5 separate regions of the Mus musculus genome follow, and all the other regions are linked to region 1. A link is a loop called in an ENCODE intact Hi-C map of the cell type or tissue named here. Cell type or tissue: left cerebral cortex. All regions are shown on one strand. Links, peaks and the distances in the headings refer to the core of each region. The heading gives the core; the rest is flanking DNA. Region 1 holds the start of Col19a1 (collagen, type XIX, alpha 1). Region 2 overlaps Col19a1 (collagen, type XIX, alpha 1). Region 3 overlaps Col19a1 (collagen, type XIX, alpha 1). Region 4 holds the start of Lmbrd1 (LMBR1 domain containing 1). Region 5 has its middle 17 kb from the start of Lmbrd1.

Region 1 (6,179 bases), core at 435-5,434:
TGTTACTATGAAATTGTTCTGGAGAACTTAACACATGTTACCAAGCTGTCCCCATGACTAGGCCAGTCACTTGTCTTTTATCATATTTCCGCTCGGTGTCACTGATCCCAGGGAGAGGGACTAAGAAACCAAGAGAAAGATGCAGCTGTGATCCCATCCTGCAGTCACTTGTAAACTGAGTACACGTCATGAATTAGAGTCTTCCAGGAAAGGAAGCAAAGAGAGAGGCGAGCCTTAGAATATCAATTTCTGTGGGATGAGAACTTTTCAGAAACAGTGGCAAAACAGACCTTAAAATTAGTAGATTTCCCTAGCCGGCTTTGAACTAATTTAGGACTAATACGAATAAGGACAGCACACTGTAATACTGGCCCAGAAAAGATATAATGAAAGTGCATTTGAGCAATGGCAAGTCAGGTTTGGTAATTACAGTCAACAGTAAGGTCTTTTCAACACTGTGGATGCATTGAGCCATTTCCACGGGGCATGCATGAGAGTCATGTATGGCTGTGCCCTGAAAACTCAATAAAGAATGAACACTCTTATGGTTTGGTAACTAAGAAATTAGCTGGGGGCAATGCTGAAATTCTTTCTTCTTGGGGAAAAAAAGCGGGGGTGGGGGCGTGGGGAGAACTATGAAGGACAAAAGTAAAAGAAGCAGCAAAGCTGAGAGCCCAGAAAAGAGCAGAAACTGAAGAGAGTGGGAAGCGAAGTTTAAAAGAGACACAGTAACTCTCAACTACTTTCCCCTCAGAAGTAGCTTCAGAATCCAGGGGATCATTTATAGTTGTATTTGATGTAGATAAATAAAAGGTGCGTGGTTTCATGGTCTTGCTACCTGAAGTCACTTTAAAATTCAACAAAAAGTATTTGATAAAACCTCAAACCTATGGGCATAATAGGTTGGGATCATAAAAGCAGTCTAGGTTCAAATCGTTTCTGGAAAAAAAGGAAGAAAGGAAAGGAAAAAAGAAGGACAGATGGATGGATAGATGGAAGGAAGGAAAGGAGAAAGGAAGGAAGGAAGGAAGGAAGGAAGGGGGCTGTCTTCACAGGCGTGTTTAGAACACAGAGCATAGCTGATAACAGTTTTAAACCTGATTCATTCCTTTCTCAAGGTATCCAAAAATTTGTCTCTTCAGTGTTATAAGTAGCAAAGGAGAATTGTGACAAAGAAACAAAAATGTGCTTAGCTACTTCATGAGCAATTTAAAGGTTGAGAAATTATTGAAACAGTGGAGTAAAATTCATCGGCTTGACCTACAGTTTCAAAGTTTATTTTTAAAGAGTATTAATCTGATGCAAATAGCTAAATTGAATAGTCTGGACAATAAATCCTGGGCATAAAATGCATATATAAAAATATAACTGACAAACGAGGAAACAAATTCAATTAGGATACTTGAGCAAATGGAAAGGTTCACCAGATGCCTAGGGAAGGCTTAGGAATCCTGTCTTTAAATGGGCAACTGAGCCGCTGGACTCACGTGATGCCTTTTCCTTTGGCCTCTTTCCACAGTCAACCAAAAATTCGTGAAGGAAAGCACATGAGGAGGGAGACACATTGTATGGCTTGAAATTCTGACAGAAACGTGGTTCATGGCAGTTTGTGAATTCTCACACTTCAGTGTTCTGTTTTCTTTGGGAATAGGCAGGTTACAAACCCACTGGTTGATGCTGTAATGGTCTTCCTCCAAAGAGGTGAAAATGAGCTATTTAAAAATTTGTTCTGAGCATTTTAAAATCTTTGCCACTGTGGTCTTGTCGTCTTTGGACTGGGAATCTCACTAAGTGAGACTTATGTCTTTGAGGTAACACTCTAAGGTAATGATTTCCATTCTTATGGATTAATAATACATATTTTCTCTCCAACTGCGGCAACACACAACTAAAAGAAGTTAAGCATTGTTTAACCTGTGGGTTAATCTTACAAATTCTAGTGTTTTTAAAAAAATCACACACTATATGTATATAAATATATGTGTATGTTTACTATGAATGAATATAAATCTGAATATAGACACATAATACTATATATATGTATGTATATACTTACTGTAGGTGTATATGTACTGCTATACCCACCCCCTCCACATATTGAAAGAGATCTCGAAGACTTACAAGACAGATATTTATAACACCAGACTATTGAAGCATAATATATTTAACAGTCACAACATACCTTTATGGATGTAGACACAAACCTACATAGAGAACGATGATTAGAATGCAAGCTGACTTGATTAACTTTAGATAAACTCAAGAAATAGAAGTGCAAAATAAAACATACACGATACCCTTTTTTATTTTTAGCTCGACTGTTAAAAAGCCAATTATCTACCTGTGAATGTATACCACGCACTGCACCGCACCGTACTTTGAGGACACTTCATAGTCAGAAGTGAGAAAGCGTCTGCCCCCAACTGTCATTGCCGCTATGAAATTGCTATTAAAACAGAAACCTGAAAGACTTAGTACCCAGCTCTGTGTGATCAAGGAAAACCTGGGCATGAGTTGGCTGAGGACTGTCTTGCTGAGTCCTCCGTGCTCACCGAGTGGGAGGGTCACACTGAAGGGACGAATAAGGGCAGAGATGCGTCCCGCTTCCACTCGCTGGGAGCTGGAGCGGGCCACTCCGCGGCGGTGCGGCAGCCCTGTCCGGACTCCACCGCGCCTCCCAGGGGCTCTGACACCAACCCAAGGTAAGCTGCGCAGCTCTGCCACATTTTGCTTGATGTTGCCTTCACAAGCCCGGTCTCTGCCATATGCTGTATTTCTGGTCATTTGCCTGCATCTGCTTTTAAAGAAAATGTCACAACCGTACTGCACAAGTGCACATATTTCGAGGGGAAAATCTGCCCACCTGCATTCCCACGCGGAGACGAGGGGACCGAGTGCATTTGGCCAGATCAGGCCACTTTGACACGCTGCCTATAATGTGGCTCGTGTTTGTGCGTCCAGGTCACGCGGGCTCGCGCGTTCCACTTTAGTTCTCGGTGGATTTTCTGGTTGGGTTTGGGAAGCAGAAGTGTATGCGATGCTGATGCGGATGGAAGGCACGCGAGCTATGGAAGAAGGGGTAAACGAACAGAGCAAGCTACGAATGCTGTGGGGCTGTGGTCTCTAGGGTTGGATGCTGTAACCGGGAGAGGTGAAAGCCAGGACGCAAAGCTCGGACGCTCGTGTACCCGGTGGAGTTACCCACTTCGACCCGCGCGGGGGTCCCAAGCCCGGCTTAGGCTGTCGCGGAGGAGGATCCGGGTCTGGTCCCGGAGTACCTGGCCCTGTGTCTCCTTCAACACGCAGAGTGCGCAGCGCGTCCAGCCGGAGCGCAGCCGCTGTCCCCGCTGTCCTCGCAGCCGCGGCCGCCGCGGGGACGTCAGGGTCCCGGCGCAAAGGGCCGGCGCCTCGCCTCCGCCCGCGGCCCTCGGCTCTGCGGGAATCCGGCCGGCGCCGCAGCCACCGCCGCCTGGAGGAGGGAGGCGGCGCGCATGGTCCTGGAGAAGTTTGTTGGCCCGGAACCAAGCGCGCCACTGCACAAGCCAGCTCCTTTGAAGCAGGCGGGAGATGAAGCTTAACCTTACCCCAGCTAGGTCGTGGAGGGCTCTGGAACTAGTTGAGTGGGTGGGCAGGTTACCCACGTGGGCCCCGTGCCATGGGGGACAGAGGGGAACGCATGGTGGGTCTCGGAGGACAATGGACTCGGCAATGGAGAGAATGGGACCCAGATGCTGAAAATATATACTTTTAATAGAACCATCCAGGAATTGCGACAGTGGGTGATGTGAGATCTAGAGTGAGTGAGCTGGGAGATGGAAGGGTAACAGAAATAAATTGTGCAGCCTCCACCCACCCCATCACCAATTCAGACTACTTACTTCCAACCTCTCCTTGGAGAGGAGGTCTGAGGAGCAAAAGGGATGAGAGAGTACTAGAGGCGCTTTAGAAGAATATACATCTGCCCACCCCCACTCCCACTAATCAGAGCTAAGGAAAGCAACACTCCTGTACAAATCAAGGACTACAGTTGTTCTTTAAGGGAGGAAGAAGCCTGGCCGAGAAGGGTGGCCTTTAGGTTCTCCTGAGTAGGTGAGCAAAGCCCGTTGGGCTCTTTCTAAGTAGAAAGCTCTTCACCAGGCGCCTGCAAAGGAGGTACCGGGATATCGCCGTGTTTTCATGGTGCAAATTGTAAGTTCTCAGGCCTGAGATGAATGGATGGGATTTTCTGATAGGGATAATTCTTCAGGGTGGAAAGAGGTAGCCGCTAGGAATAGGAAACTCATTCTCTGGAGGGTTTGACCAGAATGATTTCCCTAAGTGTTAAGAAAACTAAGTAAGGTGTCCCAGAAAAAAAAAAAAAAGTTCCAACAGTAGAATAGGACAGGAGAGCCGCTGCATATGGACAGGTACAGAATAGCCAAAGGAAGGGAAGGAAGCCACGTGCAATTATATTTGCATCTGAATTTTTGTTATCTCCAAGTTCTTTCCAAACAGACGAAAGCCCATAGTGCTCATCAGAAATGAAACCTTTCCATCTATTTTTCTGGTCCTGCATTTTAATCTCCCTTGCTGAAATTTCTGTTCATTTTCTGAGGCAGCAGAAACAGGCTGCGTCCTGAATGGCTCTAGAGACAGAAGGAAATATGGATAGAAACTATAGGAATGGGACTACGTGGAGGTTCAAACGAAGGATGAGCAACAAGCAGGGATAAAAGGTCGTGGAGCTGTAGATAACCTACTATGCAGCCCGGAAGTAAAACGGTGTCGTGGAAGACCGAGTGAAGGGGATGCGTTGAGTTACTCCAGGCAGGCCTTCTTGAGAACTTGTGCCTCAAAGAGGCAGAGGATAAGCAGGTTTAACAGAGGAGAGCACGAAGGGAAGACAGAAGGAGAGGCACGTGACAGCTTAAAGGTGTCGAGGGATGAGCGATGCGGGGTAAGACTGAAAGCACAAGTTAGGTGAAGTCTAAGATGAAGAGAGCTGATGATACCTGCAGAGAAGAGACTGAGAGGGGAGGGTGAGAAGCAGAGGGTGCTGTATGCTGTTGTATGGACCAATAGTAAGACAACCAGGTGAGGAAGCCATATACTGAATCTAAGGGCAAGATGGTGAGAATAGGCATATTCTATTCACCCTGTAGAATGTGAACGGAAAACACCTCTTAAGAATGTTCTATCAGAAAGCCAAGAGCCATTCAGATAAAAAATACACTGAAAAAGACGGGTGAATTGGGAAAATATACAAAGCTATCAATATGAAATTCTAAATGGCATTGTATCTTAGGCCGGGATTTGCCTATGGAAAACAGAACCAGAGCTTGTAATCAGAGAGTAGTGGAGGGCGGCTGGAGTTGTTGATATTTAGGGTATCTGAACAGCTAGTGCTTACAGCTGTCATTCAGAGAGGTACGTCAATAAAGCAGACACACAGTCAAGAATAGAGAAAACTGCTTAGGTATGTCCAAATAGAATTTTCCGGTTGACGTCTTCAGGGAAGTGAACACTATTTTTGAAATGAAAGGAGAATATCTATGGGACCTTGAAGTATTTGGGCAAATTCTTCAGTAGTACAAATGTTAGCAGTCAAGGAGTATGCTTTCTGTCGGGGCAAAGATCAACTTCAACACTATTACTATTTTGGAATCTCATTAAATCACATTCACCAAGCCTTCTAGCGATTTTTTTTCTCTACTTCCCTACAATTTCTTATTTCATATGTATCCTCCTACAAATATTAAGCAGTCTGAGTCTCACTGTATTGACTAATAGATCTTAATATTTGTTTCACTTTCATCTAAAAAAATTGCCCAAGACTGCATTCCTTCTTCCAACTGGTTGCATAGCTACCTACAGGAGGTAGGTTTCCCGGAGACTAAGGAATAAAAGGTAACAGTTTATGTTTCTTTAAGAGGATAAGTAGAGTGGAGACAATGTAAGAAAGCGATTACTGCTTAGTACAGACTGCAAAGACGAGTAGTGGAGCTCAGTCAGCCTGCAAGGCAGCGGATAGTGAACTGCTTGAGATGGCATTCACAGAATACACAAAAGTGGCTTTTGAACTGAGAGTTGAAGGCACAGTAAGAGTGCCCAGATGGTGATAAAATTGGAGAGATGGTCCAGCAATAAATAAATAAGTACATAAGTAGATAATGTATGTATGTTTAGAAAGCACAATCAAG
Region 2 (6,179 bases), core at 610-5,609, 130 kb after region 1:
AAGAGATTTGTAAGCTGACTTAGCAATACTTTTAGATAACCAAGTTGAGCAAGCCAAGGGCAAGGCATTAGGAAGAGCACCCAGAGGAGCCTGATTTGCATGAGGTAATAGAGGTTACTTTTGTTATCACCTTCTTCTCTTGTGTCTGATCTCCAAAGTGATGCAGAAATATAGAGAAAACGAAAAACTCAAGACAAGAGTAAACATGTTACAGTTTCTATTAGTCATGATGGAGAAGGGAAAAGGATTGGGCAAAATTATTTCTAACATGATTTTCTTAAACTACACATTATAAAGCAAACGGGAAGTACAACACAGTAGTCAAGAACTTGACAGCATGACCAAGGCTCTGGGCTCAGTCCTTATCACTGAGAAGAATGGGGCTGGAGAAGAAGAGCGTCCAATGAGAAGCTACTCTATCAGACAGAGTAGGTCTAGGGTAGTGAGTGGCCACAAGGTACCGGAAAAATATTTAGTGGACATGTGGATAAATGAATGATAGAAATCCATTCACAGAAATGGCATGTCTCCCTGTGAGTGGTTAGGATATTCTTCTGCCAGCTTTTACTCTCAAGTATCTACTGTTTCAGAAAGGAAGAGATAGATATTCCAAATAATATTCCAGATACAGTGTAGTAGATTACTACACTTTAAATATTATTTATTAAACACTAAAATGATTAAAATATATTAAGGTATTTATTCATTTCAAAGTTGTTTTTCAAGTTGAATGTTTTATTCATCCTTTGTTCTTGTTAATGTCTGACATGGTTTTCACATTCTGTGCTACAAAATTGTTTCATCTAATTACTTTTATTACCATGGTTTGTCCTTCAATTCTATAATGAATACCTGTAGGTGCTGGGGTGTGCATTATTTATTTCCTACAAAACTCCCAAGAAGTGATAGCTAGATCCCTGTGCTAGGAACAGCAAGATGTTTAGACTTACCATATGTAACATCACTCCCAAATGCACCCTTCCCACTATTCTTCCTCCCCCATCCCATGTGTTCAAAATAAAGGAAGGTATCCTCCCTGCTCACACGTACTCAGGATGTGTCCATCCGACTCACCTTATTTTTTCCACAGAGAACACTTTCAGCTGATTGAAAGAATTGATGTGGCCATCACCAACTAAGTACCTCCAAACACCCAAGAATCAGGAGGATTTGACATATTTGAAAACACATATCTGACAACTTTTCTGTCTCATGTAGTTCCCTTTGATATCTTTATAAATCCAGGTTTTAAAAAAAGAAAATTAGAAAGCTGAAACATAGTTTCAAATGGACAAGCACTACATTTTGCCTCCAGCCCCGTGAGTGACAGAAGAATGCAGCCTCTGTAGTTCTCCTCCCAATAATTAAATTTCTTGATAGAGACATGAACATGTTTTTTGATGTAACTCATGATTTTTTTTGGCAAGCTCTATAAAGGCTAAATCAATGCTAAATCAGAGGTATTTACAACATCCACAAATTTAATCCAAAGAGGATATTTCAAGGCTCATATAGATCTAAATGATGGTCCCCCAGATGGTGAATTAATGTAATTTTAGCAGGATGCAAAGTTGCACAAATATGCAATATTGAGGCCGAGTGCTGGTTTAACGTCTCTGAAGCACAGATACGATGGAGTACACAGCACATGGACCTTACCACAGTGATGCCATTGCCGGTTTCTGTACTAGAAAGGAAAGATTGGGATTTGGGAGTTCAGGGAAGCATGAACTGTTTTTTGTTTGTTTGTTTGTTTGTTTGTTTTTTGTTTTTTGGGTTTTTTTTTTTTTGTCTTTTTTTCTAATACTCTATCAGTAATTGAAACTTTTGGTGACTCTTCCACAGAAAACTATTTTTGTTATGTTCTTTTCAGGGTTTGAAAGGTGACTCGGGTCCTCAAGGTCCACCTGGCCCAAAAGGAGACAAGGTATTGTATCTACCCAAAAGCACACACACGCACACGCACACGCACACGCACACACGCACGCACGCACGCACGCACACACACACACACACACACACACACACACACGCGCACGCACACACACGCGCGCACGCGCACACACACACGCACACACACGCACGCACGCACACACACGCATGCACGCGCAAACACACACTGCCTAAAGTGAGTGACTTCTTGTAGATCCTATCTGGTGACCCAAACATCCTGAATATGGCAGAAGGCTGTTGTGTGAAAAGCTTGTGAGTAAGGAAAGCCTTTTGGTTGCTTCAGTGTGAGAGACTGTGTGTGCAGTTACTCGTTGACATTAACACAGGAGTGAAACCTCCTGTTTCTCACCTTTGCTTGACAGCGTGAGCGGTCCATCAGCACATTAGCAAAGGTGTCCTGTGTCAGGAAACTCAGCCAGTAACACCAAGCTGTCACCTCTTAATGATCAGACAGGTGGCGTTGGTGGAAAGGAAGCTCGCTCTGTGCCTCCACTTTAAATCAAATGAACCATTTCTTGTGCTTTCCCCCTGTACCGTTTCATAACAGCATTTTGGAAGTGGCCTTTCAGTGCGCACCAACCAGTATTAAATTCAAGGGTTGTATTGAGTGCCGTAATTAGGCAATTCAGATTTCGTGGGAATTGTATATATCTGCATTTTATTCTTCATGCTGAGAGCATACAGAATTCCTTCCTATCTTAAATATTTATCTTTGCACTAGAGATGATCTCACAGAGCAATCCTTAGTAACTGATTTAAGTTCCTTAACAACTGTTACTTGTCCCAAAAAGAAGGAATATACAATGCTATGCCTTAGAACTTAAGATACTAAGTTTAATGAGAAAAAGAGAAAATCCTAGATTTAGCATGACAACCTGATGGCTCATGCCACAGACACAAAGACTCCATGACGTTCAAGGCAACAAAAGCACAGCCAGAGCACTCGGTCTCCATGACTACGGAGTTCTCTTTAAGTGACTAGAACTCCTGAGACAGAAGAGCACCAGGGTGACACAACATGAACTTTGGAGACTGTTTCAAAGACGGTTTTTAAAAGACATGGTCTTACTGTGTAACCCTGGCTGGTCTAGAACTTGCAGTGTCAGTGAGGCTGGCCTTAAAGTCACAAAGATCCTCTTGCCTCTACCCTGAGTGCTGGCATTTACATTGTGTACTACCGTACCCAGCATTTTCAAAGACTTTTTAATAGTCAAGATACACACACCTGGAAACCTGTATTCACGTAGGTCAGCAAAGCATTTCTAGTACTGGAAAATACAGACGGAGGGAGCTTTCTCAGAGCTAGAGGCACAAGTGATGCCGATGCGGCAGAGCCTAGGAGAGGATGTGGGAACAGCTCCTTGCAGCTGGAAGGCATGGAGTGGGGCGGAGAGATCCACTTATTATTTCTGCTGATCCTCATTCAAACTTTGTCAGAAAAATTATCTGCCTTCATGACGCTTCCCAGCTGCTCTTTTGGCAAGGAACCATATTTGGAAAGATAATTTTTTTCTAATTTTAGATTCATAGTCAAAAGAATAAAAAAAATTTAGATTATTTTAGTTTTTCAAAACACACTTTGCTATTGCAGAAAGCATGAGGGCACACAAGGCGATTTTTATATCATAAGCCCCAAAGGGAACATGAAACAGCTATCATTGTGCAAAAATTTTTAAGAAAAATTCTATTTTTATGTCCTTTCAAAGTATGAATTTTCTGGTAGGGAAATTGAGAAGGGTTTGGGGGAATTGGAAAACGGGGGAAGAATATGATTCAAACTATATCACGAAGTTCTCAAAAAACAGATAAACATGTAAAAGAAAAAGATTTATCATTTTATATTGTTTCTCTCCATAACCTCTTAAATAATGTACAGAAAGGTGCTGTTGTTAACTGCAACTTTTCTTTCATCTATTTTAGGGTGATATGGGACCTCCAGGGCCACCAGCCTTAACTGTAAGTAATTCTAAAGAAAAAAACCAAAAATCGAAATGTTCCATTTGCTTTTTATACTACATCATGACTGAGATACAATTTAAGTATTACAGGAATTGATAGTGAACTTTGAATTTGCCTAGCAAACCTTCTCACTTTAAAGATGAATTTCTGCCCTGAGCAATGACATACTTGACCCAAAGCCTTAGGGGTGTTTTTTTTTTTTTTTTAATAGAAGTCTGTAATCAGTATCTACCTCAAGCATATTTCTACATCCTTACCATGGTTCATAACCATGTCCCTGTGGTTGATTAGGCATTATTTTTTGAATAAAATATATATTATGAGAAATTGAAGTAGAGAGTTCCACTTGGCCTAAAAATTGTAAAAGTGACACTAGATATAATCATCCCACAGGGAAAAGCTCCTCCCCCTCCTTCTCCTCTCCCTCCTCCCCTCCCCTTCCTCCTCCTCTCCCTCCTCCCCCTCCTCCTCCTCCTTGTCCTTCTCCTCCTTATCTCTCTCTTTCTTTTCCTCCCCCCTCCTCATTCCCCTCTGTTCCTCTCCCCCCTCCCCTCCCCCTCCCCTGCCTCACACCCAGATCTCAGAATTCTCTATGTTGACCAGGTTGGCTTTGAACTCACAGAGACCCATTGAACTCCGCCTCCCAAGTGCTGGGATTAGAAGTGTGGACCACCACACTCAGACAAGAGATACACTTTCACACTGGTTGTTACTTTGCTTGCAAACCTACCAGAGACTATTTTCCCATGATTTATTTATAAGATTTGCAAATGATAAAACAGCAGGAGATTCGTGATAAAAGTTAATAATGTGCACATGATAGGATAGTTGTCAGGTTAATATTTCATCATTTCTTAAGTATCTAATCATAAACATATGGAGTATTCCCATTTACATACAATCTACTACTACAAATTCCCTACATAGAGCATTAAAGATTCTCATTTAACTTAAGAAAGATTCTAAGCTTAATGAAAAAGGAAAAAAAAATAAAATCAAGTGTAGCCTGAGGCCTGTCATTGATATTATTAATGCCGTAAATGAAGCATGAAGTCACTAATATTCAAAGAGCCATCGTGATGGTAGATGTCTCCCAGTTCTGGCCATAGAACAATGAAACTTGAAGGGCTGTGATCTTATATGTGTGTATTTTACCTAGACTTGAACAACCCAAATGGAATGAAAGTATTTTCTACTTCAAATCATTTTCCAACTGGCACTTAAAGAAGAATACGGTTTCTTGGTATATAGGAAATCCAAGAAGTGAGACAAGGGGCTTTACTTTAGAAGAACAAAGCTCTTGAAGGATTTTATTTTCAAAATTGAATGAAGTAATTTTGAAAGAAACTTTTAGCTTTATGTTTTCTTTATTTACATTTCAAATGTTATCCCCTTTCCTGGCTTCCCCTCAGAAAGCCCCCTATACACCCCTCCCCCCACCTACCCACTAACACATCCACTCCTGCTTTCTGGCCCTGGCATTCCCCTACACTAGGGCATTGAGCCTTCACAGGACCAAGGGCCTTTCCTCCCATTGATGACTGACAAGGCCATTCTCTGCTACATATGCAGCTGGAGCCATGAGTCCTACCATGTGTACACTTTGGCTGGTGGTTTAGTCCCTGGGAGCTCTGGGGGGGGGTGGTACTGGTTAGTTCATATTGTGGTTCCTCCTATGGGGATGCAAACCCCTTCAGCTCCTCAGGTCCTTTCTCTAGCTCCTTCATTGGACCCTGTGTTCAGTCCAATAGTAGACTGTGAGCATCCACCTTTGTATTTGTCAGGCACTGGTGAAGCCTCTCAGGAGACAGCTATAACTGACTTCTGTCAGCAAGCACTTGTTGGCATCCACAAAAGTGTGTGCATTTGGTGATTGTATGTGGGATGGATCCCCAGGTGGGGCAGTCTCTGGATGGTTATTCCATCGGTCTCTGCTCCACACTTTGTCTCTATCACTCCTTCCATGGGTATTTTGTTCCCCATTCTAAGAAAGATAGAAGTATCCTCACTTTGGTCTTCCTTCTTCTTGAGTTTCCTGTGGTTTGTGAATTATATCTTGGGTATTCCAAGCTTCAGGGCTAATATCCACTAATCAGTGAGTGTGTACCATGTGTGTTCTTTTGTGATTGGGTTACCTCACTCAGGATTATGTTTTCTAGTTCCATCCATTTGCCTAAGAATTTCATAAATTCATTGTTTTTAATAGCTTGGTAGTACTCCATTGTGTAAATGTACCACAGGGCTAATATTCAATATATACAAAGAAC
Region 3 (6,179 bases), core at 666-5,665, 120 kb after region 1:
TGCCCATCATCTATCTCCTCCCGTAGACATCCCTTTGGACCTGGCTTTCCCCCAAAGCACCACTCTCTCGTTCTATTCCACTAGCTAGGATTTATGGCTATGCTGTCTCCACCTATAAAAACCAGTCACCCCTCCCCCACCCCCTTTCTGTTTCTCTGTTTTTCTATTTCTGTTGTCTTGCTCTCTCATTTTTAGAGGACTTGCTTCTTACAATTTGCCATTTATCACCTAGAAACTGCAGTTGTAAGTGATTGGAAGGGGTAGGCTGTAATGTGGAGTTTGCTAATGTCCTGCGCTATCATGTTTCCCATGGTGCACTGGTTAACTGCAGCCTGTCACCATGAGGAGTTATGGGAACAATTCTGAAAATGCCTCTTTTGTCTCTATTCCAAATATTCGGGTTTCAGGAGCCTGGAAATTCTGAGACGGTTTTACTGAGCATGAATGACCATCGCCTAGATGTATCGTTCCCAAAGGCTGATTCTAAGAGAGTCTTGAATTTTGCAGTGCTCGTATAAATGTCCACTGGGCAGTTTTCCTCCTGCAGAAATTAGCAGAGTTAACTGCTAGCTATGACTCTGGAAACAATAATAGGCTCTAGGTTAAACTGTTTCTTAAATGGAACTGTCTACTGTTTGAGTCAGCAAATTATCACAGATCTTTCTAGATCTATCGCTGTTGTCACTTGTTGTTGCTGGCTGGCTGGCTGGCTTTCAACTCAAGTTTGTAAATCAGGCTAGGCTCACAGAGGTATGCCTGCCTCTGCCTTTCAAGCACTAGGATGAAAGGCCTAGACCACCACTCCAGTCTGTTTTGAATGCCAGTGACTAGAGATAAATTTTTGCTAGACATGCATTTTTTGTGTTTCAAATAATAGACCTTACATTTTGTCTTAGAAATATTTTTGAAGAACCCCACTGAACATGTCTCTTGAAAGTTTTATTCTTTGATTATAGAATAGGAGACATCTCAAGAAGTAGGACTGCAGGAAGGCTGTTGGTGAGCTGCCTCTTATTGAGGGCACCTGGGCAAATGCTGCCAAGGTCGCCTCAGGAAAGCAGAAGACGGAGGTGTGGAACTGTCCCTCTGTCAAAGATGACATGCTAATGGACAAACTCTCCTCACCGTTGATACTCAGAGCATCAGTTCCTCTCACCCCTCTATTCTGTCTTGCCAGGGTCAAATTAATTTATTGGCTTCAGAACAATTCCAGAGAAAGGAAACCAAGGAAAGCGGCAAGGGTAGAGTTAGAAAAGCACATTGGCAGCACACACAACTTTATAAGAGCTGCCCATCAGCTGCAGCCAAAAATCAATGAAAGCCCTAGGCCTGTGGGCAACGGGAACTTACATTCCGATGAGTTTGTACTTTTACTGAACAAGTAATTTGCAATAGTGGAAGTTCTTTGAGCATGGAAGTTACTTAGAGTCTCTGACCTATACCAGGAAGTAGGGGTGAAAATAATAACCACTTGTGGTTTCTGGGAGAACTGAATGCCGTGCTTGTGGAGCTGGAGAAATGGGTCAATGGTTAAGGACATATGTGTGTTTACTTTTCTATCGTGAAAGCGCCATGGCCAAGATAACTTACAAAGAAAGCAATTAGGGCTTTAGCCCAATTAGGGCTTATATTTCAGAGAATTAGAGTCCATGATGGCACAGCAAAGCCATGGCGGCAGGAACAGCTGAAAGCTCACATCCCTATCCCCTCAGGTAGGAGTCAGTGAGAGACACACTGGGAATCTTTTGAAATCTCCCCTCCCCCTCAGTGATACACCTCCTCCATCAATGTCCCACCTGCTAATCTTCCCAAACCATTCCACCAACTGGGGTCCAAGCATTTGATTCATGAGCTGCTGGGGGCCATTCTCATTCCAGCTGCAATAGAGCATATTTTTGCAGAGGGCCAAAGTTTGGTTCCCAGCCCCTGTGTTGAGTGATTCGCAGCTACCTATAATTCCTGCCCTGTGAGGACCGACATCTCAGGCCTCTCTGCCGGCACCTGCTCTCATATGCACAGACACATTAAAAAAATAATCCGTCCTGCGTAAAGCACAGATCCTGGTAGGGGAAATATGTGCTGTTACGTTCCTGATGATATATATAGAAATGTACAGCACTAATGTTAATAGCTCACTGTTTTACATACGTTTCAGGGTTAATTAATACACTGTAGAAAGGACTTGGCTACTCAACTACATGATCTAACCTTAACATTAGTTTTATGAAAGAACAGACAGTAGGGAAGTCATCGGTGAGAATTAACTCCCACGTGTCCTCGTAATTTGATTAGAATTGACTAGAATTCTTTTGGTTAGAATTGATTTTGGGTTCCCATGGGTCTAACTTTCCGGGTTTATATTTTTAAAGAAAATTTTAGACATTCTATGTCTTCTAAAAAAATATTTCATCGTTTAAAACCGAGTCAAATACAAAGAAACAACCTCTGCTCCTCCTGTTTGCTAACTTCCTCTGATGTCAAAGTGAGTAGAGCGCTTCTTAAATTCAAGAGGAAACTTAGAATGCTACGGTTTTGTTCCTGCTCACTTCCCTCCAGTGGAGAGAAAGAGGCAGCTGTTGCTTACTATTTTCAACTTTCTTTTGTTTGAGATGTACTAAATATGCAACACATGAATGTATGTTTTTTTTTCTTGTCTGGATTTAAAACCCACCACTTCATTTTTCTGCAAACAATGATAGAATTTAAAACAGAGAAGCCATCGAGATCATCTGCTTCCTGCATAGGACCTGACCAGTTGATTCCACTTAAAACAAGCTCGTCATCTAACATCTATGCACTTCTTTGGTGTTTTTCCCCTACATACTTAGCCTGACTGCTAGTTAGTATATACTTCTCTTTCTAATGAACAATGAAAATTCTCCCTGTTAATTATTTTAATCAATCTACCACCAAATAATATTTTTAAATGTATTCTCAATTTAGATTATATTAATCTTATTAGTCTGTTAATAGTTTATCAAACACACTACGTTTTCTCTTATGGATAGCTTGTTCCATGCCTGGGGATACACTCTCTGCTCAGAGCCCTGGCTGCATTCGGCTACCCATTCTTTTCATCCTATAACACTTACAAGTATTATTTGATCAGCCCAGAATTAAGTGCCAGACTGCACATTTCATCCCTTCTTTGCATTCTTTTATTACAACATAGTTTTGGTCACTGAAATGTTTCATGTCATGAGTCTATTACATAGATATACCATATATGCAATAAATTTATCAATGGTTTTCTTCATTGGAAGCAGTGTTACCCTCTAGGGGATATTTAGAAATGTCTGTAAATATTCTTATTTGCTGTTATCAAGGAGACATGGCTGGCTTCTGGCCTACAGTGAAAAGTGGCCCGGGATGATGCTAAACACCCAGCAGTGTAGGGGACACCCTACAGTGGAGAGCTGACCAGAGTTCTGAGGTTAGACGACCCAAATGACAGATAGATATGTATGTTGGTAAAGAGTGAATGGACCTTTACTGTGTACCATGAAGACTCCGACAGTTGCACACCCTTCAGTAAAAACCCTGACCAGCCTATCTGGCTTTTTAAAAAAATATTTGTTTATACATTTAGTGTGTGGGGAGATGAGTGTGTGTGTACACACACATGCACACACACACATGAGCACATGTATATGTGAGCATGTGTTTGCCCATGAAGACCAAAGCAATCATACCCCCTAAGAGCTGGTGTTACAGGCAACCATGAGGTATCCAGTGTCTCAGTGCTGGGCACGAAACTCAGCATTCTGGAAGAGCAGCCAGCTCTCTGGACCACCAAGCTGTTGCTCCAGCCCCTGTGTGCCTTCTGGGACCCACACTGTGAACATTTTAAGTAACTTTGCCTCTTTCTTTGAAGAGATCCAGATGCTCTGCATCTTGGCTTCATAATGATTTTATGTTTTGAAACAAATAAATTTAATATGTTTAGAATGCTGGCTTTAAATCAGGGTGACTGAGTTGAATTAGGGACCTTGAGCATATGACCTAATATCTCTTGCCTTTGGTTTACTCCTATGTAAAATGTTGGTGCTTATAGTAGATTATTCTTATTTTTTTTTTAATTAACTCAAGATCACTTTGAAGTGGTGTGCTGCTTCTCTGGCTTTCTGTTACAACGCACCCTCTTACCCTACAGGATTAACTTCAACAGACTATCAGCTCTGTTCACGGCAGCATCACAGTCACCACCTCAGCATCAGCAGCATTACTACCACCATCTTCACCATCACCATCCTCTCCATCACCATCCTCACCACCACCATGCTCATCATCATGTCACCATCACTATCATCCTCACCCTCACCATCACCATCACCACCCTCATCATCATTACATCATCACAAAGGCTTATCTCTCTTTGCCCTTCTTTCAGCCAGTGCCAACTTTTCTAATGTCCTGTAAGAATGTACAATTTTAACTCTATTTTGAGGTGCTCAAAGCTGAACCCCAGATTTCACACAAGTTACTCTAGGCATATGATGTGCAATAGAACTGAATCACTGGCCCCAGAGTTATTTCAAACTTGAGATTATGTTTGTGATCAAATACATTTTAAATATTGATGATAGTATCTGTGAAATTCTATTTGTCTTCCTATGCCAAAAATTTCACTCCACTTTTATAAATAACTGTTATCCACCTTATAGGCAACCCTTTTTCTAAATAGATAAATATTTTCTTCTCTGTCGATGGGACTGTTTTTTAGAATTTATTTGTATGTATGTGGGTCTTTTGCTGAATGTATGCCAGGGTAATATACACATGGGCCTGGTACCTTTGGAAGCCAGAAGAGAATGTCAGATGCCCTGGGACTAGAATTACAGACAGATTTGAGTTTCCATGTGCATACAAGGAAATGAAGCTGAGTCCTTGGAAGAGCAGCCAGGGTTCTTAACTGACAACTCATCTCTTCAGCCTCGTTAATAGGACGCTTGTCATTAGAGTCTGAAGATTTTTAAGGTCCCTTTGCACACTCCATTAGCCACAGCCTATGGTGCTAGACACACAACTCCTAAGCTTTCTGTCATGGGTAGTATTCTCTGTCTAGACCATCACTTTCCGGGTGAATGTTCTGTCATGACAGACAATTCGTGGAGCTCAGTGAAATGATATCCCTTGAAATGTGTCTAGGACAATTAGAAGATGATTCTTAAAATTAGGTTCCTTCATGGTTTTTTTGTTTTGTTTTGTTTTGTTTTGCTTTGCTTTGCTTTGTTTTGGATTTGGAGCGTGGAGGTAGAGAAGGCCTGCATACTGTTTCATACAAGGGGGGGATCAGAGGACAGCTCAGGAGATCAATTCTCTCCCTCCACTATGTGGGATGAAGTTATTGATCTCAGGTCCCACACCATAGTGGCAAGTGCCCTTACCTACTGAGCCATCTCATTGGATAGAGAATCAATTTTTAACTTTTAAAAAAGAGATTAATCTCCTGAGACTCTGGAGTAACTATTCACCTGATATTTTAAGCTTAAAGTCCTCACTGCATTTCTAGTCTCTACATGCTATGAAAATTGAATTTGTTCGTTTTATTTTACCTGTGCGTTATTTATACTTCATTTTATTAGATGCCAATAATCTTAGATCATTAGAACTACACATATGTATTTCTGTTTATAGAGTATTTCACTCTTTAAAATGTTCTAATTTCTTAAAATTGGGTGATTAATATTTTTTAAGATTTATTTATTTTAGGTATATGAGTACCAGAAGAAGGCATCAATTCCAGTACAGATGGTTGTGAGCCACCATGTGGTTGCTGGGAATTGAACTAGAACCTCTAGAAGAGCAGTGAGTGTTCTTAACCGCTGAGCCATCTCTCCAGCCCCCATTAATTTAATATTTTTGCAAGAGAAATAACAATGCTCATCAAAAAAATTGCAAAGATATAGGTGAAAAAATCACCTTAGTGATGCAATGCAGATATAGTACAGCCTGTTCATACCTTACACATACACAACATACACTACATACACAACACATTCTATATCACATACTCACACACACTAAACACACACACACATACTATATTTACACACTCTCTACACTCAACACACATTCTATACACAACACACTCTATACAAAATACTGAAGTATGACCTGAGGAGAAACACTAATAGCCACAAAAATGCATCAATTATCATTTTAATCATTTTACTTTG
Region 4 (6,179 bases), core at 642-5,641, 92 kb before region 1:
AAATACAACAACACAACTACTTATTACTTTGTTTGATGAAACAATAAAAATTCATTTTATTAAATTTCAACCTGTAAGTTTTGACCTCTGTTCGGTAAGATAAAAAAGGACGTATAGGGGCTGGAGAGATGGCTCAGAGGTTAAGAGCACTAACTACTCTTCCAGAGGTCCTGAGTTGAAATCCCAGCAATCACATGGTGGTTCACAGCCACCTGTAATGAGATCTGACGCCCTCTTCTGGTACATCTGAAGACAGCTACAGTGCACTTACATATAATAAATAAATAAATCTTAAAAAAATAAAATAAAAAAGGACGTATAATGTCCCACTCTATAGCAAAGTATGATGGTGGTTACCAGACAAGGTTCCTTAAAACTCTTAGAGCTGAAAGCCAATCTTCCTGACACAACAGCATTCTTTATTTGAAAAAACAACTGAAACTAAAGTGACTTAGACTTTGGTTTTTAGTGGTACTTCTCAAATGAACAAAAATGAAATATCACTTACAAAACCTACAGAGGGTTTAACCAGCATAGATGTTGGTGTCAGAGCTGAGCTTGTTCCCAAGACCCATAAATAGAAGGAAGTTGTCCTCTGGCCTCCACCCACACATTGCGGTGCACTCTCTCATGCATGAACACATGCACACACACACCTGCACTGACTCCACCCCAGCCCCAGGAACAACACACATACAAACCATACAAATGAATAAAGTGTAATTTAACATATATTTTTTAAAGATTGATTTATTTATTTCATGTATGTGAGCACACTATCGCTGTCCTCAGAGACACCAGAAGAGGGCATCGGGTCCTCATTACAGATGGTTGTGAGCCACCATGTGGTTGCTGGGAATTGAACTCAGGACCTCTGGAAGAGCAGTCAGCGCTCTTAACTGCTGAGCCATCTCTCCAGCCCTAAAGTGTAATTTAAAACCTCAAGCTTTTGAGTGACATTTAGAAACTTGGAAAGCTTGAACACAGTAGTGTGAGCTTGACAACTTTTCAATACTTAGGACTTCTCAGGACATTTCTGACCAGATCTGTGTTTAATAAGTGTAATATATGATGCTGCCTAATTCAGTATATCCATATTTAGGAGATGAACTGCGAGTTACCACTAGCTCCTAAGTAGCAAACAGAGATCACAAAACAGAGCCAGGAATGGGCAAAAGCTCCCCTCAGCACTTAGTCGGACTCATGGCCTTGAACGTAAGGGAAGACAACGCTCTCGGTTTTAGATTGCACACTGCCACAGAACCTGAAGAAACTGGTATGTGCTAGCTTTTGGTGCAATCACAAAGAACATCTCCAGCTACCAAAACAGTCCTCTACTTCTGACTAGGTTTTGTACACACACTTCAACCAAAATAACTTTCTTGAAGACAGAACGAAAAGCAGACATGAATACAGCTCCTTTCTAATAAGCCAAGCACTAAACAGACTGACAGTAATTTTTGTTTGTTTGGGGGTTTTTGTTGTTGTTTTTTGTTTTGTTTGTTTTTTGAGACAGAGTTTCTCTGTGTATCTGTGGCTGTCCTGGAACTCACTCTGTAGACCAGGCTGGCCTTGAACTCAGAAATCCACCTGCCTCTGACTCCCAAGTGCTGGGATTAAAGGCGTGTGCCACCACTGTCCGTTTAATTTTTAGTAAATCACATTTTGCACCTCGCAACAGTACTTCTCTACTGCCGGGTTGTTCCTGATTCAAGGCCACAAACTATCCAAAGGCTACTTTTCCACTGGCACTTTCTTCCAACAGTATCCTCTCCCAAGTCCTATTTCCCTTATAAAATCATATTTTCTCTTTCAATGCTTAAGATCTCTATTTCCTAACTTATGATCAGCCCCCTCTTAAAAAGCCACTTATTATTTTGTTTGTATCCTCCTAGATAAAACTACTGTATCCACAGTAAAACTACTGTGCTTTAAATGCTTTTTCATTAATCAAGATACTCCAACTCTACGTTCCTGCTGGTAACATGCTTATTTTTCACTAAACATATGGGCTGGGAAAGCCAGTGAATTCTCTCCTAGTACAGGGCTAGATAGCCTCCCTCCAGGACACAAGCTAAGCATGGCCCAGGGCAATGGGATTTGTTAAAGTGAAGGGAGCATGCCAGTACTAAGACTGAATTTAGGGTTCCTGAACATGCAAGGCAAGTGTCGTGTGCGTGTGTGTGTCTGTGTGTGTGTCTGTATCTCTGTGTGTGTGTGTGTGTGCGCGCGTGCGCGCGCTACCTGATGAAAAACTGAAAAACTTGACTACCTGAACAAACTACCCAAGGGTCAGTATAGGGAATCTGAAACACATCGGACGAGTTTCAAAATGCAAACACTAACTGACCATAGGACTGAAGTCTTTGTAGAGTGGGGAAGGATTTGACAATATGAAATGTCATAAGAGAAGCAAACTAAACGAAGTCAGAAAGTAACAACCAGGTCACTCTGAGTCACTACAGTTGGGTTTTGTGCACCCAATGATCAGAGAAGTCTGGAAAAGAAGGCACCTGAGGTCAGACAGGTAATAACCTCCCGCCTGGCCAAGCGGCTCTACAGCGTTCTAAGTGGAATGTAATACCTAGAACGTGACACTCACGTCATCAAGGCAGAATCGCACAATGGGCGCGGGGAAACAAGGGGGGGCGGGGGGGGAAGGAGGCATTTAAACAAATAAACAATTGATTCTGTCAGAGCCCAGAAGCCTGGCCCAGAGGCGGTGAGGACTCCAATTCAAGCCGTGATCACGCCTTTCTCCACCCCGAGGGTCGCTCGTCCCCAAACTCACCCGCCAGCTACATTCTCAGACAAGAGACAGAAGCTGGCTGAAGTTAGGAAGGAGACCGCGGAGGATCAGCGCCTCTTCGCCTTCCTCCGGAGACCCTCGCGGACCCAGCAGAGAGCAGGGCGGGCGAGGAGGGTCCCCGACAGGCGAGGCCAGCGCTGGCCCGCCCTCCTCCTCCTCCCACCCCCTCACCCTGGGAGAACTCGGAGCGCCTCCCCTACCAGGAGCAAGAGGCCGAAGATGCACCAGCCGATCACCAGCTCGGCCGCCGCCGCCGCCATCTTCGCTTCCGGTCCGGATAAGCCCAAAGGGGTGGGGAGGGAAGGCACGGGACGGGACGGGACGGAACGAAGAGGGACCCGGAACTGCGCAGCCTAAAGGTTAAAGGGGCGGAGGGGCAGAGCGGAGGGTTGCCAAGGAGACCCGGCCCGCGAGCGTCCCCTGGCGACCAGCCGAGCCGAGGCGGGGCGCACCCGACGCACCGTGACGTCACCACGCTGCCCGCCCACGCGCGGCCTGCGTGCCACTTGATCTTGCTGGCACTCTAGGAGCTTTACGGAGGCAGGGCTGTGTCTGTGCCTCTGAATGTAGAGTGACATTACGGGTTTTCATTGCTTCCAAAAACAAGGTTTTGATCCCATTATGCAATCAGAAGTCATCCTGGTGCAGGAATGACTCAGAATAAAAGAATGTCATCTGCCCAGATGACTTTATAATTTGCTGATGACCAGGTCACGTCATTGCTTGACGGCACTGTGCTACCACGTGATGTTTCGTTTTGTTTTGTTTTTTCCATCTGCGCGTACCTGTGAATTTCCATGATGGTTTCATACAATTAAAATGTCCGAGTCTATGAACTGTAGGTGCTAATAATATGCTCAAGTGAACAAAACAGAGATTGTTGTAAATCTTATGTGAAGCTGAGGGAAAACCTGGGATGCTTGCCTGGGTCCCGTGGTGTATTAGTGTGTATTTAAATTGAATAAACAAACCCCGGCGTGATATTTAGTTTTGATTGTGGACGTTTGTCTGTGGGCTTGATACAATGCAGAACCATCTCGGAAGACTCAGTGACAAATTGTCTCGAATACATTGTCCTGTGGGCTTGTGAGGGATTTTTTCCTTTAATTGGGCTGAGGTGAGAAGCCCCACCCTGAATGTGGGTGGTAACATTTCCACATCCCTGGACCAGAACTGAAGACTTACTTAGCATGCGTGCATAACTCATTGCTGTGTGCGCTTGACCTTGGATGTGAGTAGCCACCTCTAGTTCCTGCTGTCTATAACATCACCACAACAATGCGCTGAAACCTTGCACTGTGAACCCAATAAACACTTCCATCCTTAGGACACTAAGACACTTAGGATGCAGTCAAAACAGTTTATGGATGAACTCCATCGTCGCTATAGTTTATTCTGCTGTGATATTATTACTCACCTTGGTCTTATTTCTGACTGGAAGTCTGCAGTAGTTAAGGGTTGGGTAGAAGTGTCGAAATGAGAAGAAAGTGGAAACAGAATGTGTTTTATATGAACCGGTCCCATCAGAAACTCTCTGGTGGAAGTGTGTGTCCGTCTCTGAGATCTCATGTGTGTCCCCAAGTGCATCACCAACAAGTCATGCTTGTGCTTTACTTCTTGAGCCAATGCCTTTTAACCCTTCTGTAGTAGGCTTGCTGGTTAGAGGAGATATCAAAAACCACCTGAGACCAGTCATCCCTGTTGTCTTCAATGGCCCAAATCCTCTTTGAAAACGATCACATAATCAGTAATTTTGTGAGCACAAGCTGTTCCTCCTGAAGCTGCATTTCCCTAATTCTGCCATGGAACAAATAACTTACTTTTGCATATTTCCATAGGATTCAGATCCCATTCCACATTGGTATGAATCAGACAACACCTTTCTCTATATCGTAGTATTATGTCCATTTTCAAATAGGTTCCTTGAGACCTCTTCCATTAGGCAGTTGTCCATCACTAAGTGAAAGTACTTGAGATAATCAATTTATAAGTCTTATTATGGTTTATGATTTCAGAGGTTAGAACCCATGGTTATCCAATCTATTGCTTTGACTCATGGTGTCTTACATGGTATATTATGTAAGACTGTGTGGTAGAGAAAAACTTTACCTCATGGCAGCTGAAGAACAAAAATAGAGGAAGCGACTGAGTCCACTTGTGGTGGTTTTGTAGTTCTACCTCCTCTGTTTCCTCTCTAAAGTATCCAGACACAGCTGATACACACCAGGTTTGAAGGATGAAGCAGCATTCGGAACCAGTGGGGTCTACAGGACTCCAGTCTAGTGTGAGCAGGTGCCAGGGAGAAGGCCTTCTCCAAGGATTTTGATGAATAGCTCTCTTAGACCATCTTAGCTTGTGTACATACCTTTCTTCAGGGAGGGCTTGTATGCGTACACTTTATTCAGGGCAGAGAAGGACTATATATGAGCAGAGAGAAAGAGAGAGAGAGAGAGAGAGAGAGAGAGAGGTAGAAGATGAGAGAAACTGGATTCCTCAGACAAGGTTCCAGAAAGGGAAGCCTTGCTGGTGAAGGAAGTCTTCCATTTTGTGTGGAGATCAGAGGAGCTATCCCGACCCGACATGGTAGACTATCCCTTTCATTTGCAGGCTTTCCCCACAGGTTTAAATAGATATGGCTCCAATAAACTCATGTGTTTGAATGCTTGCTGGGCCCATAGGGAGTGACACTGTTAGGAGGTGTGGCCTTGTTGGAGTAGGTGTAGCCTTGTTGGAGGAAGTGTGATGTATTGTGTGGGGGAGGGGCTTTGAGGTCTCCTATGCTCAAGCTACACCCACTGGGGCTCCCAGTCTCATTTTGCTGCCTGCGTGGATCAAGATGTAAAACCCTCAGCTCCTCCAGCATTATCTCTGCCTGCGTACTGCCATGCTTCCCACCATGATGATAATGGGCTAAACCTCTGAAACTGGAAGCCAGCCCCAATTTAGTGTTTTTTTTTATAAGAGTCGCTGCGGTATCTCTTCACAGCAATGAAACTCTAACTAAGACACCTCTCAAAGGTCATGCCTTTGGTGGCCTAATTTTCATTAGGACCCACTTTCTGTGGTCTTTCCACCTCCCCAAAGCACTGCATTCTGGGGATTCCATCTCCTTCAGTACTCAAGTGTTTGCCTCATGTTTCAGATCCAGACTATGGATTTCTGTCATATGAGATTGCTTCTAATCCGTTAGTTATTTTTTTAGCAAAGGATTGCCAAAACTGTGTACACAAATATGCATACATTTCTCTCAGTCAGCAGCATGGAAGAGTGCATAATTTAAATTCAAAGCTCTGAATTAGGTTGTAAAGCTGACTGTATGGGAAATTCTAGGCAAGTAAGGCTGGTTTGAAGCTTCTCTCTCCCCCCTCCC
Region 5 (6,179 bases), core at 699-5,698, 74 kb before region 1:
GGGAGTTGATCAGTAAGCAGAGCAGAAGAAAGGTGTACAAGGAGAAGACAGTTGCCAACATCTGGCAGCAGAGGCAAAGGACAGAGTCCCTGAGTAATACAACACCAGGAGAAAGAAGCAGGAAGTACAAGCTACGAATGAGAAGGAGACAAATGGAAATTTAGTCAACAGGACAGTTATATAAGGGATAAAAATATTATGAGTGGAACATTGATGAAAGAAAGAATAGGTTTTTCACATTCCTGAAGTTGAGGAAACTCAGTTCTACCAAGGAAGAGTCTAGCTCTTCTTCCAGGCCTGGTTTGATGCATTTCTTAAATTGGCAGGAAGCTACAATGAATGAGCACAATGTCTGTTTTACTTACTCCCACATGGAGCCTTTTAATAAACTCCACATGACTTAAGGCATTCTCAGGAACCTCTGTCTTTATAACTAAGAAAAAGAATCTAATTAAAACAGCATTTTTTTGTGATTATCCAGAACTGTACTCATTAACCAGCATGTTCACTTACTGTGACATTGATAGAACCTAGTGGGGAACCCCCCACTCAATTCCCAATTCGGCGGGCACCCAAAGAATCACGAAGGACCATCTTGATGGAATTACACGAGGTAGTTTAATGACCGAACTCTGGACTGACATGCATCCCACACAGGAGATAACAGATGTCGGCCAAGAGGCTCGGAAGCTAGGGGTTTTTATGGAGCTATGCTGAATTCCACACCCCTAAGCTAGGGTGTGTGGAATTCAGCATAGCGACACACTATTGGCTTATTCAAACATCAGCAGAAAAATTACATGTATGTGCAGGGTGTCAGAGTTCTGTGAGTTGTTGACTCAGTTCAGATAGCCCTGTCATATCCTCACATTCCTCTTTATCTTTAAGGTTAAGCTGTTCCCAGGAATGTTTTAACTACGGGGCATATCCGGGTTTGTTTTTCTTTTTTCTCAGCCCCAGGCAGCCTCTAGGCTCACAAACAACCAGCAATTTCTGAGTACTTTATATGACTTACAGGTCTTGAAATTTCATCTTTCTTTCAACATATTAAAAATGACCTATTTACTTATCGGCTCCCTTCATGTGTACCTCTAGTCCTCAGGCTCTTCCTAACAAGTTTGTTCCTTGCATCCTCAAGATTGTCATATGATAATTTATCCATAACCTCTTACCAAATGAATGAGTCAAATGGCCACTTTAAGAAACACTACAAAGCCAGACATGAGGGACTTGCCTATAATCCCAGCACTGGGGGAGCAGAGATAAAAGGTCCCATGGGTCTTACTGAGAGACAATCAAGAAGCTCCAGGTTTTGTGAGAGACCCCGTCACACTACTAAAGGTGGAAACTAGTGGAGGAAGATACTTAGATTGAACTCAGGCCTCCACATTCACAGCACACATGCGCATATGCACCACTAACATATGTATGCATACATGAACATGCATCCATAAACAAGTACAAAAATGAATTTTAAATTTAGAAAATACATAATAATCATGAATCTATGAATAGTGACTTCTACAAAATGGGAATTTGGGGCATAACAGATACATCAGTCCTATACACATGGATTTCAAAAAGACATGTTTCTGCTGCTTTAGGTCGTTTCAGCCAGGAAAATTGAGAGATGATCCCAAGCAACTCTAAGGTCTCCCTTACTTTTACAACAGAGAAAATAAAGTTCATTGGAGATGGGAATAGGACAATACCCATCTTTAACTAGTGATTTCCCAACATAAAAGGATGGAACCCAACAAGTAGGTTCTGGAGAGAAGAAACCATCTCATTGAGAATTAAGTATGCCTTAGAATTCCAGGAGAAGCAAACTTCTGGAACAAAATCAGTTTTGAAAAATTAGTTCCCTAAAACAAAACCCTGATGTTCAGCTTTAAGCTTTCATTAAGGATTTAACCTACCTTGCACTGGAAGAGACCTCCAACATAGATGTTAGCCTTGAGATATACATACCAAACAAGGGAATTAGTAAACAGACCACCACATTGCCCAATGTGGGCACAAATGTGACCTTTGGCACTATCTTGAACAAGCAAGAACATCACTGTGGCAATAGATAAGACCCTGAAGCTCCACTCCAGGCTAGCATCTAAAACCCCAAAGTAACAGGGACAAGAGATGGGGTTGTCCACTGTGTCTGCTCACTCTCTGCTGTTCATGGTTAGAAATAAAGTGGAGCAGCAGAAGGAGTGCCATGTTTTGGGTTTTCTTCATCTGGTTGTAATAAAATGTTCTCTCAAAGGTGCCTTTAAGGAAGAAGAGATTTACCTTAGCTGACAGTTCAAGGTGCAAGCCAATCATGACAGAGATGTCAAGGCAGAACTTGAAGTAGATGTTCACATGATATCCACAGTAAAGAAGCAGAGCGCAAGGGGGAGATGTGTGCTGTTGCTCAGTATTCCTTCTTCATTTATACAGAGTAGGAGACAAGCCAGGTGATGGCACCACCCATAATGGGCAGTCTTCAATCCTCAATTAAAGTCATCAAGATAATCTGCTACAGGCACACCAAGAAGCTCATCTTCCAGAAGACCCTAGAGTCTGTCAAGCTGATGCTCACCATCACAGTATGTATGTCCTTGGGGTTATTAGAGGATGGGTGGATGAAACAGATGAGGAGTGTCTCAGTAATGTGGTAGTTATCTTCCTGACAAATGTCACATGAGGTCTCTAATAATTCTTTTTTAATTGAAGAGCCGTGCTTATCATTTGTCCCAATTTGGGATTCTACTCTTGAGACAATTTTTCCATAATTTTTGCTTTTTTACTAATGTACTTTTTCTCATCTTTCCCTACAGTGTCTTTTGCTTTACTCTTTTATTTCAGGACATGCTTATAAAAGGGAATGCAAGCTTTTTCGCTGTGATATGCTATCCAGCTTGTTCCTCCCACGTCCTGGGCCTGAGCCAGCCAGCAGCTTTGGCGGCCACTTCCCAATGCATCCTCCTACTGTCCCTTCTCCATCTGCTCTGATGGCACCTTTTCTGATGGCACCCAATCACCACTTCAAACAAAGTCTCTGAGCCATGGTCTGAAATCCAGTCACACTTCCCTGACCCATGGCCTCACCCAGTTGCCATTGAGGACAGGTTGGAAGTCCTTCAATTCAAAACTACAATCTCCAAAGCCATCCATCCAAAGCATTGTTCTTACATGAAGTTCTTTCCATTCATCCCATGGTTTTACCTCAGGGGCTGGTGCAAAAGATGGACCTTAAGTGTGAAGAGCATGGGCTATTCCTCCATATTGATTTTTTTGGGAGAGCTTAGATATATTTTCCATGACCTATTATCATTTTCTAGTTGCATAACATAGGTTATTTTTCTAAATAAAAAATACTCAGAATAGAAAATACACAAGCCACTGTGCTGGGTGTTATGAGTTCACTCCCCAGAATCCACATAGTAGAAGGAGAAATTTAACGTAGTTGTCCTTTGACTTCCACATATGAACCTTAGTACAGACACAACACACCACAACACAACACACCCCTCTATACACAAATGAAAAAAGTAATTAAAAAAATTAAACCACTCATTAATTCACAACAGTGATTAATTTTACAATTGATGTAGACTTAACAGATTCCAAGCACAAAATGTATCCACTTTCTCCATTGGCACTATGTCTTAGTTAGGGTTTTACTGCTGTGAACAGACACCATGACCAAGACAACTCTTCCAAGGACAACATTTAATTGGGGCTGCTTACAGGTTCAAAGGTTCAGTCCATTATCATCAAGGAGGGAGCATGGCAGCATCCAGACAGGCCAGATGGTGTGTTTGGATGAGGGCTGCTCCAGCAGTTCCTGTGTCACTCAAAGAGATGATGATACCAAGGCCTATGAGCAGAGGGATGAAGATCTCCCTTTTGTTTTCCTTCCAGATGTTGTGAGTTCTTCTTTGGGCTCTGTGATGGTTTGTGTATCCTTGGACCAGGGAGTGGCACCATCTGAAGGTGTGGCCTTGTTGGAATAGGTGTGACCTGGTTGGAATGGGTGTGTCACTGTGGGTGTGGGTATAAGATCCTCACCGTAGTTGCCTGGAAGTCAGTCTTCCACTAGCAGCCTTTGGATTAAGACAGAACTCTCAGCTCCTCCTGCACCATGCCTGCCTGGATACTGCCATGCAGTATCCACCTTGATGATAATGGACTGAACCTCTGAACCTGTAAGCCAGCCCCAATTAAATGTTGCTTTTTATAAGACTTGCCTTGGTCATGGTGTCTGTTCACAGCAGTAAAACCCTAACTAAGACAGGCTCATAGAGATAAACCTGGGGAAAAATCATTATGAAGGTACAAAAAACCTTGAAGTGGGGTTTAATGCAGGAACCAGTAATGTTATTGCACCAACAAAGGGGTGAGGTTTAACACACACTGGCTTGGTGGCAGTGATGCTGTGGAAACATGTAGGATGAGATCCTGAAGAGGGAATCTTGTGGTAAAAGTGGAAGAATAGGGTGAAGAGAAGGATGTTTTGTAACTTCCATGTGGGTAAGGAACCACAACGTTCCTGAAGTGAGATGTTAATAGGAACAGCTGTCAGTAGTGGCCTGGAGGGGGAAGTACAGAAAAGCATTGAGAGAAGATGGGGTGGATGGTTAGGGGAAGGAGGTCAGCTGTATATTGGATGTCACTGTAGCCAGGAGGTGACTCAGACCTCCTTCTGGGTTTGATCCTTGTGTTAAAGAGTGTCACTGTGGATAGATTGACTTGGAGGCAGGGAAAAGCTGGCAGGAAATGTGTCAGTCAGCTAAGGGGTATTTGACTTAGTCATTAGGGTAGCGTTACCCATCCATGACTCCCATTTGCCATGACTCCCATTCGCCATCATTCACCCCAGGGACTACTGATTGAAAGTTGAAAATGAGTTTTAGGTTGATGACCATGGTATCACCCAAACTGATGGATTCAATTCAGCATCCCCAATATCTGTGACTTCCATATATGGAGGCCTCTGGGAGGCAGTTGCCTGTGTTGCCAAAGGAAAGGCAGAGGGGAAGGCTGAGGGTAGAGGAGATGAAGTCGGATGTAAGGAGATCTCATTCCTGGTCTGGCATCCTTCAAGTGGGCAGTCCTGAGTTCCTCCCTATCAAAGAATCTCCTACAAATCCTGCTGAAACAAGAGAAAAAAAAACCATCTTCCCCAGTGCAATACATTTCTTGACTTTTGCTCTGAGGTCAACATATGGTTAAGGTATCTAAGCTGATTTAATTCAGTGGTCCTTTCTAAATATCCACTGTCAGCTGCTGTGTTGCCTGTCATGTTGTCATTTAAGAAATTCTGAAGTCAATAAAGCATCATTTATCCCACCTGCTTAGAGGAGCTGAGAAAAGAAACCCATGTGACCTGTGTGCAGAAGCATAGAGAAGTCTAGTTGAGAGGCAACATTTTTGGGGGAGAGGTGGTATTAAATGCCTGTAGCATTTGAAAACTAACAGAATTTTTATAAAGGGCATTCTTTGTGTATATACGAAACAGCAATGAAATAAAAAGTGTTTTTTGGTAATCCTTCAACATTGACTGCACAAAAATCAGAAACTTTAGAAACTAATTCCCTGGAAATAATTTTGCTTCCATGAAGGAAATACATTAGTCTGTAGAGTGCTAACTACTAGGGTGTATTATTGGCAGTATTAGTCACTAAAAAAATTCTGTATGTTGCAAGAGATGACATGATGCCAATATACAATACTTTTGGAATAGCCAGTCATAGCTTGTCTATAAAATAAACTGGCTTAAATAAATGGTCTTAGCTTTTAGCTCTATTACATTAATTGAAGACTAAATAATAAAAACAAAATAAAAGAGGGTAAAACATATCTCCCTATTAATTTTTGTTCCAATTTTATTATTGCAATAACACATTAGATATATTGATCAGTAAAAAAATGTACTAAAGTGAATTTCATCACTTTTTTAGTTTTTAATATGTTCACTGAAAATATAAAATTTGTTTAGTTTATATTTTATTCTTATTAAATGGCATTGCTTAAGAACACAGAGTGTTAATTAGGCTGATGGATACTAGAGGCAATCCTATTTATGATAGCATGCCTATAGGAATTTCTCAAGAGAAATATAAAGTAGATTAGAGTCTCAGAAGCCCTTATCAATCATAATTCTGAGTTATTAGTGTAGTAGTTAGAGATTGCACTTG

Evidence for each region. Hi-C counts contacts between places; a loop is a spot of excess contacts. Peaks named below come from ENCODE experiments on the same cell type or tissue, not always from the same donor. Only the 100,000 strongest peaks of a DNase experiment are listed, where the experiment ranks them.
Region 2: a loop joins it to region 1, with 1.8 times the contacts of the local background. A loop is called at or near these places in 2 of 42 quality-filtered maps.
Region 3: a loop joins it to region 1, with 2.1 times the contacts of the local background. A loop is called at or near these places in 3 of 42 quality-filtered maps.
Region 4: a loop joins it to region 1, with 5 times the contacts of the local background. A loop is called at or near these places in 3 of 42 quality-filtered maps.
Region 5: a loop joins it to region 1, with 7 times the contacts of the local background. A loop is called at or near these places in 3 of 42 quality-filtered maps.

Annotation. Positions count from the first base shown.
Region 1 is chr1:24,583,873-24,590,051 of GRCm38, reverse strand. It overlaps Col19a1 (collagen, type XIX, alpha 1), which reads left to right and starts at 2,615. Exons shown (of 51, transcript NM_007733.2): 1 at 2,615-2,702. In left cerebral cortex, for the core only: a CTCF peak has its summit at 3,480; DNase peaks (open chromatin) are centred at 2,946, 3,290, 3,549, 3,759 and 1 more place; H3K4me3 peaks cover 2,472 bases; H3K27ac peaks cover 1,404 bases.
Region 2 is chr1:24,449,492-24,455,670 of GRCm38, reverse strand. It overlaps Col19a1 (collagen, type XIX, alpha 1), which reads left to right. Exons shown (of 51, transcript NM_007733.2): 13 at 1,874-1,927; 14 at 3,874-3,909. Among named protein-coding and RNA genes, the nearest start is that of Gm26418, 96 kb to the left of the region's middle. In left cerebral cortex, for the core only: no CTCF peak of the experiment used is centred there; a DNase peak (open chromatin) is centred at 3,332.
Region 3 is chr1:24,464,953-24,471,131 of GRCm38, reverse strand. The region is part of intron 11 of Col19a1 (collagen, type XIX, alpha 1); the gene reads left to right. Among named protein-coding and RNA genes, the nearest start is that of Gm26418, 81 kb to the left of the region's middle. In left cerebral cortex, for the core only: a CTCF peak has its summit at 2,546 (motif pointing left); no DNase peak of the experiment used is centred there.
Region 4 is chr1:24,675,647-24,681,825 of GRCm38, reverse strand. Lmbrd1 (LMBR1 domain containing 1) reads right to left here and starts at 3,282. Exons shown (of 16, transcript NM_026719.2): 1 at 3,010-3,282. The coding sequence starts at 3,069. In left cerebral cortex, for the core only: CTCF peaks have their summits at 807 (motif pointing right) and 3,224; DNase peaks (open chromatin) are centred at 2,278, 2,760, 3,256 and 3,826; H3K4me3 peaks cover 2,342 bases; H3K27ac peaks cover 2,281 bases.
Region 5 is chr1:24,658,518-24,664,696 of GRCm38, reverse strand. No RefSeq gene overlaps it. Among named protein-coding and RNA genes, the nearest start is that of Lmbrd1, 17 kb to the left of the region's middle. In left cerebral cortex, for the core only: no CTCF peak of the experiment used is centred there; a DNase peak (open chromatin) is centred at 2,931; H3K27ac peaks cover 2,415 bases.